Regions from separate parts of the Mus musculus genome. Here region 2 is linked to region 1. Evidence: chromatin contacts called from ENCODE Hi-C or POLR2A ChIA-PET data. All regions are on one chromosome and are shown on one strand. Each heading gives the region's core, a stretch centred on a gene start or an enhancer-like site at or near the end of the contact. The rest is flanking DNA. Distances are from core to core; before and after follow the strand shown.

Region 1 (6,863 bases), core at 2,315-4,814:
CTTCAGTCTCTGCTCCGAGCTTTTTGTGTTTTTTTCAATCAGTTTTTTTTGGGGGGGGGACCAGGGGGGTTGTGCTGTTTAGAAATACAATTAGTTTTTTTATAGTAATCTTGTCACCTGACACATTACTGAATTTGCTTTTAAATTTGTTCATCTATAAATTCTTTCAGGTTTTAGTGAGCTCCCACTGTCCGGATGGTGGCTGTTGTGGGGTTGAGTTTTAGGCTGTCTTGTAGTGATGTGATCGCCAGTGAGAAGCTCAACAACCGCCCTGTATTGTGGCATCTGGGTCTTGCTTCAGCCAGAAGGAAAACTCCCAACATGTCATCACCAGTGTGACATTTGCTGCAGGTTTTGTGTAAATGGTCTATCAGGATAAGGGTGTTTCCATCTGTTTTTAGTGTGCCAAGAATTTTCTCAGCAGAGGGTGTTAAGACCTTAGGTTGAACCACATGAACCGCAAATACTTAATCTTTCAGTCTGTAAAGTTAAATTTTTTATTTGGTTTGGCTTAATATATTAGGCTTTCTTTCCTTTTATTTGATTAATGTGATAAAATTTCTTAGTTGACTTTTTCTTATGTTAATCTAGTCTTATATTCTGTAACTGTGGTTTATAATATACACATAGACCCCAAACTTACTACTTACTTACTTGTTTGTTTTTTTATTGTTTTGTTTTTGTTTTTGTTTTTGGCTTTTCGAGACAGGGTTTCTCTGTGTAGCCCTGTCTATCTTGGAACTCACTCTGTAGACCAGGCTGGACTCGAACTCAGAAATCCGTCTGCCTCTGTCTCCCAGGTGCTGGGATTAAAGGCGTGCGCCACCACTGCTCAGCTAAACTGTTAAATTTTGATGTTAAGCTTATGCTGGCCCCTTAAAGTATGATGAAGTTGTGCTCTTTCTTAATTCCAGTATTGGCAGAGATTTTTGGTAGAGTCAGACTGTTCTGGGACCACATATGTTTCCTGTGTAACCTCGCCTCACGACTTTCTACACTTGAGACAATGTAAGAATCTATTCTGTTTTGCAAATGGAACAGAAAAAAAATCAAGCCATAGATTGTAATTGGCCTGTGGGCTGTAGCGTGCCCACCCTGTCAAGCTGTCTAAAGAGTTGGTGAAGGCATTATCTCTGTAGTGTTGGGAAAACTTCCAGGAGAGCATCTCTGAGTTTAGTGTGCCCTAACGTGATAGGACTCTATGTCCTATGTGTAGGACATTTTATGTCTTCTGGCATCAGGCTATTCTTTCTGAATTTTCACTTGCAGAGTTTCTTCTACATTCTTATTTTTGTATTAACTGAGAGGTTGCGTATCTCTCCTCTTCCTTCCCAATATTGCTTATTTCTTTTTTTTCATTGAACTTATAACTATTCAGGTAAGTATTTGTAAAGATCTGAGCTCAAGTTCTTGAGTTCAACTGCTGGGTATTTTGTTTGTTTGTCTGTTTGTTTGTTTACCGATTGAGATAACTATTCAGATCAGTAAGTTTTTCACATTTTCTTGCTTTGTAGTCAAGGCTCAGAATTTCCATATGTTGCATGGCTTTAGCAGATTGTAAGCTTTTTTTTTTTTAATACCATTTGCTTTGTAATTCAGTGAACAGTATTACCAAATTTCTTATGCTACTATCTCATTTGCTCCATGGGTTATTTGGAAACAGTTATGTATTTCCTAGTTTTTTGCTCTTGTTTTGGCCTATCTTTCAAGTGTTTCCCAAGTTCAGTTCTCTAACAGTTTAGTCAGGTTTGATAATCCTGTGCTCAGATCTGTGGCCTGGCCAGTGTCAGCCCTGCTGTGACTGTGGATTGGAGGCACCTCCTTTTAGTCTGTCAGGTTTGGTTTTTTGTGTGTTGAGGTATTTTAAACGGTGTAAATTGGGAGCCTTACACTTTGGTGTTAGAATAACCATCTTTGCTTTGTTATGTCTTTTCTCCCTCTGTTGCTTCCGAGGGTGTAAAGTCCAATTTCAGGTTCTTTGAGGGCTGAGCTTCTCATCATTTGCATGTGGCTTGCAAGCTAGCCAGCTACCTGAAAGGCTGATGGCTCCAAGTGCTCTCCCCCTCTCCCTCCCTTCTCTCTACCATCTCATTGGCATCTCAGAGCTCTGACTGCCTTGACAATCCTGGTGTTCCAAAGCCTGCAGACACTTATATCTGTAACAGTTTAAATTTTATCCTTGACCAGAGGGTGGCTTGGTATAACTCCAGTTGCTGTAGACCATAGTGGAAGTTCAGGTCTTAGTTACCAGGGCCAGTTATCCTGTTTTTCAGTCTAATGACACAGGTATGCTGTTTGACTACTCTTCAGGGCCCCTGTTCTGCACTGTCCAGACGGCTTTGTTCTCTGTGTTCCATGCTTTATAGGATGCCATGAAATGGAGTGGGCTGAGTTGTATCTGAAGCCGTGAGCCACTCTTATAACTCTTATTCAGATCTTTTACGAGGTGATTTTTGCTGTACCTTGTAAGTGATGTGATGCTTGCCTGCCCGACTTCCCATCCAGTCCTCTTAGCATGAGTGAAGAGTCCTTTCAGGAGTTTCCTTGAGAGGTAGTTTGGAAGGAGGTGGTATGGTGGCTATCAGGTTGTGGGGGGCCAGGCACAGACTACTTGTTGGGCAGTGGAAGTGTGACTCAAGTCCTTTGTCCTGTGGGGCCAGGGTGTGTTAAAGACCTTAGTTCTTGGTCCTAGGATCTCCCCTATTCTCATACACTGATTGTAATCAAGGACCAAAAGGCTACAATAAACCAGAGGCTGGCAGATGGATGGTTTGGCGCTCTCACACTTGAGATGGAGTGCAAAATGGCTTCTCTAGAGTAATTTTTTTTTTTGAGATAGAATGCTAGAAGCATATTTATCTTTTGTAAGGAGTAATCCATGCATTTGATGTAACATGCTGAGTATCATTAACCATGCATTTGATGTGACTTGGTTGTAAATAGTTAGATATGCATTTGATATAACTCGCTGTGTATACTGAACCATGCATTTGAAGTGGCATAGCTATGCATAGTTAGCCATGTATTTGATATGACAGGGCTGTATATAGTTAAGCATACATGTGATGTGATGTGGCTTTGCATGGCTAGCCATGTGTTTGATGTCACATGGTTGTATGTAGTTGACCATGCATTTGATGTCACATGGCACCTGGGGTGTACAAAGAGGATGGTAGCAGAAAAAGCCTCGCTTGTGCACACATCCCATCCTGGGAGGAGGCTGCTGCTGCTGCAAAGGCTACATCTCTCACATTCCAACTTTCTCATCTTTAGGTTGTCTCCTGATTTGCAAACTTTAAAATCCAGTTCTTGAGAAAGGGATAATAGCAATAGATTACAAGATCAGAGGCATCTAGTCATTTCTATAGACACCCCAACCATGGAGTGTGCACACTGGTGGGGCCTTGCAGACGCCATCTGAAGGGGGCCTCTGGGAGAAGATTGGCTCTGGGGCAGGCCACTGGATACTGTGGCCAGCCACAGCAGAGCCAGGCATTGTGGCAGGACCTCCCCAGCCTGGGCCTGGGCCTGATTTACCAGCCTGGAGCTGCTTGGAAGACTTGGGTGTGCTGCTCCCAGAGGAGGAGTGGCTCCGCTTACACACTCAGCCTCAGGCCTGTAGCCCAGGCCAAGTGGTTTCTTAAAAAGAATTCTTCCTCCCCTGATTAATTTCTGGCATGCAGTGCTTGGGAGCTCTTGCGTCAGTAAATCGTCACGAACCCTCAGTCGTCTGGATCAGACATAAACACCAGGCCCAGCTCCACCACCCCTGACATCCTGCCAAGCCTACTTGCCCTCAAAGCCTCAGGACAGGCAGCTGCAGAAAGAGAGGCAGGGACTATTGCTGCTCAAAGTCCTCTCAGAGAGTGCCTAACTGCCCTGCATGCCGTGCTCGTGGGCCAGGATGCTAGGCTCAGATGTGACTTATTTATGGGACTGTGTGCTGTTTCTCCCCTGACATTCCAGACACATCCACTGGGTATTTTACTCTTTGGGAACAGTTACTGCCTTCCGTTGGCATTCTGTTTGAGTTTATAAAGGTCCCTGTGTGAGATTCACCTTGTGGTTTTAGCATCAGGGGAGTCTAGAGAGTGAGTATGTTTCCTGCTGTCTGGACAGAACTTTCTGAAGTCTGAGGAATTCAGTGAACTCCCCATCAGGCCTTCTCACCCATAGGTGAGGCCGTCTCTCCTCTTGTCTCCTTCCTCCCCTCTGTCTAAGACACACTTTTCGTCTTGGCGTGTAATATCAGAAGAGGCCAGAACAGGTGAAGTTTCACCAGAGCTTCTTCAGACTCCTGGAAAACGACTTGTAACTGCTGTCCTGCAGTCAGTGGGAGACACAAACATTAGGGCTTCCTAGGGTATCTTTAGGGAACATGTGTGGCTGTAGCCTCTGTAATCCAGCTGTTGTAGATACTAAGGGGTGATATTGGGGGCCCTGGCCATATTTTATGGTTGTGTCAGGCCATGCTGTGTTTGAGACAGAGTTCCTTAGAGGCTCCAGAGGCAGAGTTACAAGTGTAGTGTTGAGTGAGGTCTTGCCCAGGTAGCCTGTGCAGAACATGTTATCAGGGTCTTTCATTATTTTCTTCTAATTTTCCACCTCTACATCCTTGCCACAGTTTAAGGAAGATTTATGAATGAAAAGTAAATCTAGGGTGTAAGCAATACTAACATATGTGATGCTAAAGACAGAGTGACCTGTTTTAGCCATAGTGTCCCTTGGTGGGTTCTAGGGCTCTGCCATGGTGGAGCTAGAGTTCAACGCTTCCCATAACATCTGAACTATATGCTAGGCATGGCCGCTTTCCCCCTGACCCCAGGTAGTGGAAGAATGCTTATTAGGCTCAAGCTCGCTTGTTAATGTCATTTGTTCCCTAAGCCTTATGCCTTTCTGGGAATGTACAGCTTCTGCTGCAGGTGTGGTGAGGCCCCATGGCTGGGACAAATGTTCAGGTGCAGCTGAGAGAACAGAGCCAAGCAGGGCTCAGCTTATGAGACCCCAGGTCCCTGTGGCTTCTGGGGGTTCTACAGTCTCTGGTTTTGAAACATGTTTAGTATAGGCAGTTAATCAGTCATCATAGGCTTTTCCTGGAAGTGTGTGTGTGTGTATGTGTGTGTGTGTGTGTGTGTGTGTGTGTGGTGGGGGGTACTATTGCAGGTGATGTGGTCTCAGTGGTTCCTTGAGCCTGGGAAAGTCTTGGGTCTGTGTGCTTCTCTTAGGAATGAGAGCAGAATGTTCTCTGTGGACAGGGTATTCATGGGAACTGCTCCACTGACTCCATTTGCTGTATGGAGTCTTAGGATAACATGGAAGTGGGCCTCTAAAGCCACAGAGGCAGTAGCTGTTAGCTTGTAAAGGTCCTGAGTTTCCCAGTTAGCCTTACTCTTCCTAACAACACATGGCACCTATGGTGGGTTCCCCATTCTTCCTGAGGTCTTTCATTTAGTGTGTCTTGAACACTTTTATATATCAGTTACAGCCTTTGCCTGGGTGTAGCAACACATTCCTGTAATCCCTGAATTCAGAGGCAAAGGCAGGAGGATAGAGTTCAGGGCCTAGGCTGGTCTATGCTGTGAAGCACTTAACTCTTTCCTTTATACTTGGGTGTTATTCTGATCTTTTCCAACTTGCATGTGGGTCTCTTGGCTCATTGTGTGTCTATTATTTATTGTGGCAAATACAGGCAGCGAAACATTCCTGCTCTGACCATCTTTAAGTGTATCTGAGTGATGACACTAGACTGCACGGTTATGCATCATTTTCAAACTCTGACCTTTCCAAACAGAAATCGTGCCTTTCAGTACTAGCTGTGCATCCCCTTCCCAGCCCCAGTGGCAGCAGACAGCCCTAGGTACCTCGGGTAGGTACGACTGTAGTGCTTGTCCTCTGCCAGGCTATGTGAGCAGCACAGTGTTTTAGGAATCGTCTCACTCCTTCCCCAGGCTGATACATGTCCCCTCTGTATGAGCTACACCTTGTTTACCCATTTTGCTGATGCAGACTCGGGTCATTTTAGGTTTTAGGTGCTGTGAATATTGGTGGACTTGTATCTGTTTGAGTCCCTACTTCGAATTCTTGGGGGCAGACCTGGAAGATCATGAGAATGCCACATGAAATTGTTGAGAAACCACAGTTTTCACATTTTAAATATTTTTATAAATTTTTTATCAGCATTGTTCTGTGAGTCCACTTTTTAAAACACCTCCTAATTTTTGGTACCTTGCTTTTGTTAAAGATGTCATTTCACCATGGTTTTCATTTGCATTTGCTAGTAAGTAGAGCTGCCGAGCAAGCACCTCCCATGTGCTCACTGGGGAGACACTGATGCATCTTCTTTGTGGAGATGTCTATCTAGGGTTTGGCCGCTTGAGTGGGTTTTTTTTTCTTACTGTGGATTGCAGAAGTACTCGGTGTGCTTGGTCTACCGCTTGCCCGGGCGTCTCCCACTCAGTGTTGCTTTTGAGTTCTCTAGTGTCTACTTTTGAGGAGGTTCAGTTCTTGTTTCTGTTTGTTAATTGACTTTGGTGTCATGTCTAAGAAGCTGTTGCCAGGTCCAAGGTATGAAGATCTGCTGTCTGGTAAGAGTTTTATGGTTTTAGTTTCTGTATTTAGACCTTTAGATTAATTTTTTGGCCAGTGTGTGAGGTGGAGATCTGCCTTCGTGGCTGTTGTGGATGATGTAGCTGTCTTCTGAGTGGTTAGGTCCTAGGGAAACTTTTCTTGGGAAACTGTATCAGCTACAGTTGTCTCCCTTTCCAGATCAGCACAGCTGTTACTCTTCCTGTCATAGGCCAGGGTGTGTGGACATACTTACAGCTTTGCCTTTCTTGACTCCAGTCCCTGCCACTGTGTTCCTT
Region 2 (6,863 bases), core at 3,262-5,761, 50 kb before region 1:
TCTAGGTAGCCTGTGCTGTTTTGAGGGCCACCCTTCAGGGCAGAGAAAACTGGAGTGGCCCAACTCAGAAAGCAAACAAAAGGTCATGACATCAAATCCCAGGCTTACAACATCCAGCAAAAAGTGACAACAGAAGTCCACTTAAGGAATCCAGTCAGAGTTCTCAGAGCACAGTGTCTCCTCAGGTAAGGCTTCCAAGTAAACAGACAAATAGCAGCAGCTTGATATCATCAGGTCGGGCACACTTATCCAGGAGAAACTGACTGTGTAAGTCGAAGCAGTCAACCAGCATTTTCAATTGAGAGAGTCTAAGTACAAGTCCTCATCATGGAGGAGCGGCTACTTTCTCTTCCCTACTGCAGGCATTTTCATATTGTGGGATAAACAATAGTAATCTCTGTTGTAAATAGTCTACCTTCTAGCTGTTCTCAAGGACACAATGTCTTCAATGCCCTTAGTTCCTTGCTGTTTTCCCTTTCTGTGTTACAGAGCCAGAGAGCAGCCTGACCCAGGACAGGGGGTTTAGAGGACACTTGACATAAACATGCTTGGGTCTGGAGTGGAGGGCAAACCTGCTTCCTACATCAACTTTTCAGTGAAGCTCAAACAACACATGACAACTCAGGAATACAAATTGTAGTGAAAAAAAAACTCCACTGTTAATATAAATCATCCTACTTTTATTACATTTAGTGTGTGTGTCCTCATGCATGCATGTGCATGCCATGGCAAATGTGGAGGTCAGTGGAGAATTTGCAAGAATGGGGTTTCTTCTTCACGGTGTGGTCTCTGGGATTGAATGTAGGTCCTCAGGCTTGATAGCAATCTTTTTTACCCGATGAGCGTCTTGTAGAACCCAACCATTTCATTTTCTCTTTTCTGTGAATCTTTAGCCAGAAGTTGACTGACAGCCACACTAACTAGAATAGACGTCAAGAACTGGAATCACTGGTTGAAAAAAATACAAAATTTAAGGTTTCATCTGTGTGTGTAGTTGAAAAATTATCTAAAAGTTTCCATCAGGTGACACTTAGTGACGGTATAATGTGTTTATTTCTTCACTTTTCCTTTTATCAACAGATAAAGTGTTGCCTTTCTCCTGTTATTAAGGAATAGAACATTCTGTCATGTTCATTGGGCGTTCCTTCTTTTGTTTTCTTGTCTTTGCCTCTGCTTGTTTGGCTTGGAATCTGGTCCTTGTCTCGGCTTTGAAAGCCTCCTTCCTGTGAAGACCAGCCTCTAAGGATGATGCAAGCCTTGCCCTGTTGTAAAGCTCATTTGTGTCCAGATGCCTCAAAAGTGAGGCAGCCACTTCCTGCAGTGCTGTTTTCAGGTAAAGCCTGTCTGAGAAAGGCGTAGCTCTTAACTCCAGTGAGCTTTGAAAGGGAGCTATCTTCATGCAAGCCGTATTCCACACCCCATGTGCCTGTCTTCTTTCCCTTTGTAAAGCTCTACCCCTTGCTTCCCACACCGCCCTTTGCCACCATCCAGTAGAGTACTCTTCTGGTTTCTGGCCCCCTGGTTCCTGGGGGTTCTGTTGCTGTCTGGTTTCATCACCAAGCTACTCACATTCATCTGCCTGTGGTTTGCTTTTATAATGCTGAGTAGTATTCTTGGGTATTTCACAACCAGGGTTAGTCTATTTCTCTGCTTATTATGTTAACCATTTTCAATGAAGCCAAGTGTTCAGTACTTTCTTTTATGATTGTTAATGATATGCCTGACAGATATGCCCATTAACAGTTTTTTTTAAAGTATTTTTTAAATGCTTAGGTATTTCTCTTCTTCATGAGATAGAAATTCATTATTTTCAAATTATTAGCAGTTTGCATTCCATCTTCTTTTTCCACTGACTTGAAAAGCCATCTTCATTACTTTTTAAGTCTCTAGAGGATTAATATTACAAATAACTAACAACTGGTCCGTCCTAGGCCTTGGCTCAGAAGGCTGCTCACCAGTGACAGATGGGACAGACAGGTCCATCAATTTCCACCCCAAAGTCTATTCATTTTCTGGGAGCAATTTTACCTTCATTCTTCTTCTTGACTGTTCTTACCTGCTCATCTTTTCAATCATGCCACTCTCAGTTGCTTTTGAAGCTATACTTAGGTATTTACAGTATTCTCTGGTTGATACAACTGGGAATTTTCTGCTATGTGTTCTAAAGTCATGTGTTTAACCCACATACTCAGTGCACATTCACTGCTGCTGTTAGTATGTCTGTAAGTTTTTTCCTTTCTAGGTGGCTAGTGATCAAACCCAGAGTCTTGAGCATGTATCTTACCACCCAGCTTAGACTGGTTCTACTTCCAAGTTCTGAGATCCTGGGATTATAGGCGTGCCCATTTGGCTGAGCCTGACCTCTCTCCATATTGGGGAGGAAACGAAGTCTTGTTTGTGCCAGTCAGGTGTGCTCTATCTTTAGTCGGAAAGTAGTTTTTGTGTTTAAATCCACCCCCCCTTTTTTTATTGGATATTTTCTTTATATTTCAAACATTATCCCCTTTCCTGGTTTTCCCCCTCCCAGAAACTTTCTATCCTACCCCCCCTCCCCCTTTTTCTATGAGGGTGTTCCTCCACCTACCCATCCACTCCCACCTCCCCACCCTCGATTCTCCTACACTGGGGCATCTATCCAGCCTTCATAGGACCATTGATGCATGACAAGGCCGTCCTCTGCTACAAATGAAGCTGGAGCCATGTGTACTCCTTGGTTGGTGGCTTACTTCCTGGAAGCTCTGGGGGGTGGGGTCTGGCTGGTTGATATTGTTGTTCTTCCTAAGGTTTTGTGTTTAATTTTTAATTGGTGGGCTTCTACTAATTCTTGGGTGTTTTTGTATTAGAGGTCTGTTTTTATTTCTGATCTCCTGGTTTCTAACACCAAGCCTCTGTCTGAGAATGGGACTCTGTAAAGCCCTATAGAAACCCTGGTGGTACTGGGGTGCCCTTCCCCTACTCTTTGTTTGCTGCTAGAGCTTTTTCTATGTACCAATCACAATTCTGTGAGGTCTAATCAGCACAGAGCAATACTCCCCCGACCCTGGAACCGAACCATATCATTTCAGAGTAACTGCATCTAAGATTATATTCCAGCACTTTCTCATGGCACTTTTGTTTAGGGTTGTCTTTACTCAGTACTCACCAAATCTGTGATTATTGCATGTCTTTATCCTTTCAAGTACTTCTGAACTTCATGTTTCATCTAAATGTTAGCAGGCTGCAGATCCTGCATTATTTTGTATGTAAATTTGGTAGTGTACTTTTCTATAAGCAGCTGCACTAGCACTCCTAAGTGCGGTCATTTTCTTCTGCTCTTTTCTATTCCACAATTCATCCCTTGGCTTCACAGCTGAGCTATCCTAGAGTATGAATTTCTCCCAGTGAATGAAGCTTTCTAACTCAGTATTACCTTGAGATAATGAAAAGAATCTATTGCTTCTTGCGAATTGTTTTACCTTCAATTTTCCCCCAGTCATGGAACAAAAATGCTATTAAATCTCTACTCAACTCCTATCAGGCAAGGCCTAGTAAATAGGTCAGCATCCTAGGTCAGGCCATGTAGGGTGGACCAGATGCTCTTGTCTTCGTTTTGGATGTGGGATTCTGGAAATATCATGGACACAGGATGAGAAATTGCACTACTCTCCTGATGAAAGGAAATGGACCCAAGGGAGCCAGAAGGATGGCCTTTCACGCCCATCCACATTCGTGAACGCCAATTATAGGCGCTTGGCCCAGGTCTAGAAGAACCTCAGAGAAGGGGTGGTCCCAACAAACCGGGACGCCGTGGCGGCGAACCAAGAATACACCTCCGCAACAGCAGCGGTCCCAGAACCCCCAGTTCCCACGGCCACGCAAGGCCCCACAGTCACAGCCGCACCCCCAAGCGGCGCGCCTGCCCCGGGGCAGGGCGGGGCCCGCCGCGCCTGCGCACTCCCTCTGGGCTCGGCGTCCCCCGCACGCAGCCCACGTGATCTGTGCCTTGCCTAAGATGGAGGTTGCCGCCAGGCCCGGCCGGGCCCTCGCCTTAGTCTGTGCTCTTCCGCGCCCCCTTAGAGCATGAGACAGGCGCTCAGGCACACTGTATTGACCCGGGCAGCGCCGCGGGCTGCCAAGGAGGTCTGTCCACGGCTTCAATCAGTTCGCGCACCAGCTCCCTGCTCTTTCTAAAACAGCAAAAGCTCTCAGAGCGGGCGCCTGGAGAGTCTTCGGTACGCCCCGCTCATTAGAATTGACAATGCTGGGAGCCAATGGGGTTTGGAACTTTTGAGAAGGGCGGACGAAGGCGGAGCCCCTTCGCAGCGCCCGCGAAGCGGGGCTGGCTGTTGGGCTATTGTGGGGCGGACTTAGGACTCTCGGACCAATGGAAGGGCGGCTGAATTCTTGGAGGCGGGGCCGAGCCGTAATTGACGCTTTCTTCATTAGAAACCAGGCAGGGGGCGGCGCCCACGGGGGGAGGTGACGCAAAGCCGTTGTAGCCAATGGCTGGTGGGCCGCCGACGGGAGGGGCGGGGCTGGGGCGCCTGACGGGCGTAGGGCGCGGCCTATCCCCGCGCGGCTCTGCGCTCGAGGGGGAGCAGCATCATGGTTCAACGTGGGTCAATTTTTTGTGAATGAGGAGGGGAGGTTGTGGGGCCGCTGCCGCGGAGCACCATCCCCGCCGCCGCCCGAGCCCGAGCCCGCGCGCCTGCTCGCGCCGCCGCCGCCGCGCCGCCTCACGCCCGGCCCGCTCAACGCGGCTGCTGTCGCCGTCGCCGCCCGAGCCCGCCCGCCCGCCGGCGGCGGCGCAGGCTGAGGAGATGCGGCTCGGAGCGCCGGAGCAGGGCTAGACGCGGCCCGCCGCCGCCGCGGTAAGCCACCGGCCGTCATTGTCCGCGCCGCCCGGTTGCTGGCGGCAGGTGGACGCCCGGCCCCGCCGAGGCCTCGGGGCCCTGCGCCGCGGGCTGGCGGGCGGGAGAGCGGCCTGCGCCGGCGGGCGGGCAGGTGGGCGCGCGGGGGCGGGGGCCGGGGCGTTTATGTAACTTTGTCAGCCTGTGAGTTTGCAGAAAACGCCCCTCGGCGGCGGCGGGCGGCGGGGCGGGGGCCGCGGCCGGGCCCGGACCGTCGCTGGGCTGGCGAGGAGCTGCGCTAGCCCCGGAGACGACCGGTGTCCACCCTGAGCGAGGGTTCCGAAGGCACAGCTTGTAGCTCACACAGCGGGAGTCGGTCGGAAAGGCCGGGTGTGGAACCCGTGTTCTCCTTTAATGCACACCGAGAATTTGTTAATAACTTGCAGCCGCTGATAGCAGTGTTTTGGTTATTGCATGCTGTAAATTGACCTGCTGTGACACGATTTTCAAATAAAGCGTCGCAGAAATTAAACTTAAGTTATTTTAGAACTAATGACTTTCTTAACTAAATCCTAATTGCATTACTGTAGAGACCTACCTAATTGCTTTCCGAGAGCCACTCTGCCTGCCCGGGGAGGAAGGAAAGGCCTGTGTAGTCACTTTGCCTCCCTGCTTTTCTCTGCTCAGGCTTTTCTGTCTGTTCCCACAAACCACCTAAGCATTTAAGGCCTGCGAGTATTAACGTGTAAACAGCCATGGCCCTGTCGCACTTTGGGGCTAGGGGGATGCTGGCGGCTTGCACCTTGACCTGGTTTCGGTTTTTCCTCCGTGATATGATCGAGGTTGCCAGGAGTTTTAATTGCTTCTGATAATTCCGTGCATTATTTCAGGACCGGCTTGATGAAAGCTAGTGTAGTGGTTTCAAAATCCACCCAGAAAGAAGGTGATGGTGGTGGTGGTGGTGTAGGTAGGTGTAGTGCTTGTGGAGAGGCAAGGAGGTTGAATTAAGAAAACTCAGCTGCTTGTACACAAATATACACTATAGCAGTTACAAGGCAGCAAAAGTTATTGCAGAATTTTGCAGTCACTATGGCAACACAATTACTCCATTATAATTGGAAATGCAAAATGCCACCCAGTTAGAAGTTTCATCAGGATGGAGTTTTGGATATCAAAAAATATGTGAGATTTAGTTAAAAATTCTCATTTTTTTCCCCCAGGTAGCTTTGCAGCTCTAGTCTAGGTTCAATTGTCTATTTTTAAGACCCATCCGCTTTCCCAGATCTGCCACTCCTCGGGATCTGTGGCATCTTTCCCCAGAAGAACTCCCCGTTTGTGTGGGAGGGAAGTATTTTCATGCTTTAAAAACACACACCCGACACACTGTAAGACTTCTATGGTTTTCTGTGTTCTGGCTTTTCTTTTAAAGATCAAATGCCTTCCTGAAGAGCAGTAATCACCCAGAAGAGGCTGGGTTTGCTAGAAGGCAGAGGTAACACTGCCCCCTTTAGGGGTCTGCAGGCTGCTTACAGGGTATCTGGGAGCCCTGTGGGGGAGAAGAATGACTGTGAACTGCAGACGGGGCCTGGATAGCCTAGAGACCAAGGACAGATGTGACCTAAGCAGCCCTAGCAAGAATGTCTGTGGTTAGCAACATCAGAGAGCTGTGCAACATATAAAGCCCCCAGATGGCACCTTCTCAGAAGCTAGGGGCTGCTGCTGGTGAGGTGGGCAAGAGAACATAGCACTCTATCTTCCTGGGGCTCCTGGCTCCTAGCTTGACTTTGCTTTCAAACCTGTGTTAGGAGGATGTCCCTCTTGATGTTTACCAGAAGAGCTCTGGTGCTGGAAGTTTCCACACGTCGTGGGGCTGCTGCAGCTTAATTTCGTTAGAACTCTTTCCTTTTAACTACTGCATATTTTTGCCCAGTAATCGACTTCCATTTTCCAGCCTCATTGTGAGGTTTCAATGCAGCATGAACGGCTTTGAATTCCAATCCTTTGATGTTGGGGGTGGCACCAAAGGAAAGGCGA

The links. A loop is a pair of places that touch in the nucleus more often than their neighbours do. ChIA-PET counts read pairs that join two places held with the same protein, here RNA polymerase II (POLR2A).
Region 2: a loop to region 1 is called in a map of heart, with 2.8 times the contacts of the local background. The contact joins the promoter of Hdac4 here to the enhancer-like site in region 1. A Hi-C loop is called at or near these places in 11 of 37 maps with a recorded cell type or tissue (T-helper 17 cell, adrenal gland, gastrocnemius and 3 more). POLR2A ChIA-PET finds 5 or more read pairs at or near these places in 3 of 5 experiments (Patski and embryonic stem cell).

Annotation. Positions count from the first base shown.
Region 1 is chr1:92,127,489-92,134,351 of GRCm38, reverse strand. All of the region lies in intron 2 of Hdac4 (histone deacetylase 4), which reads left to right. Among named protein-coding and RNA genes, the nearest start is that of Hdac4, 49 kb to the left of the region's middle. Within about 2 kb of position 3,564, at least 2 of the 3 ENCODE cell types and tissues checked have a DNase peak (open chromatin) inside an H3K27ac peak, as active enhancers do; they include gastrocnemius and heart, where a contact is called at or near this core.
Region 2 is chr1:92,177,989-92,184,851 of GRCm38, reverse strand. It overlaps Hdac4 (histone deacetylase 4), which reads left to right and starts at 4,511. Exons shown (of 27, transcript NM_207225.2): 1 at 4,511-4,594.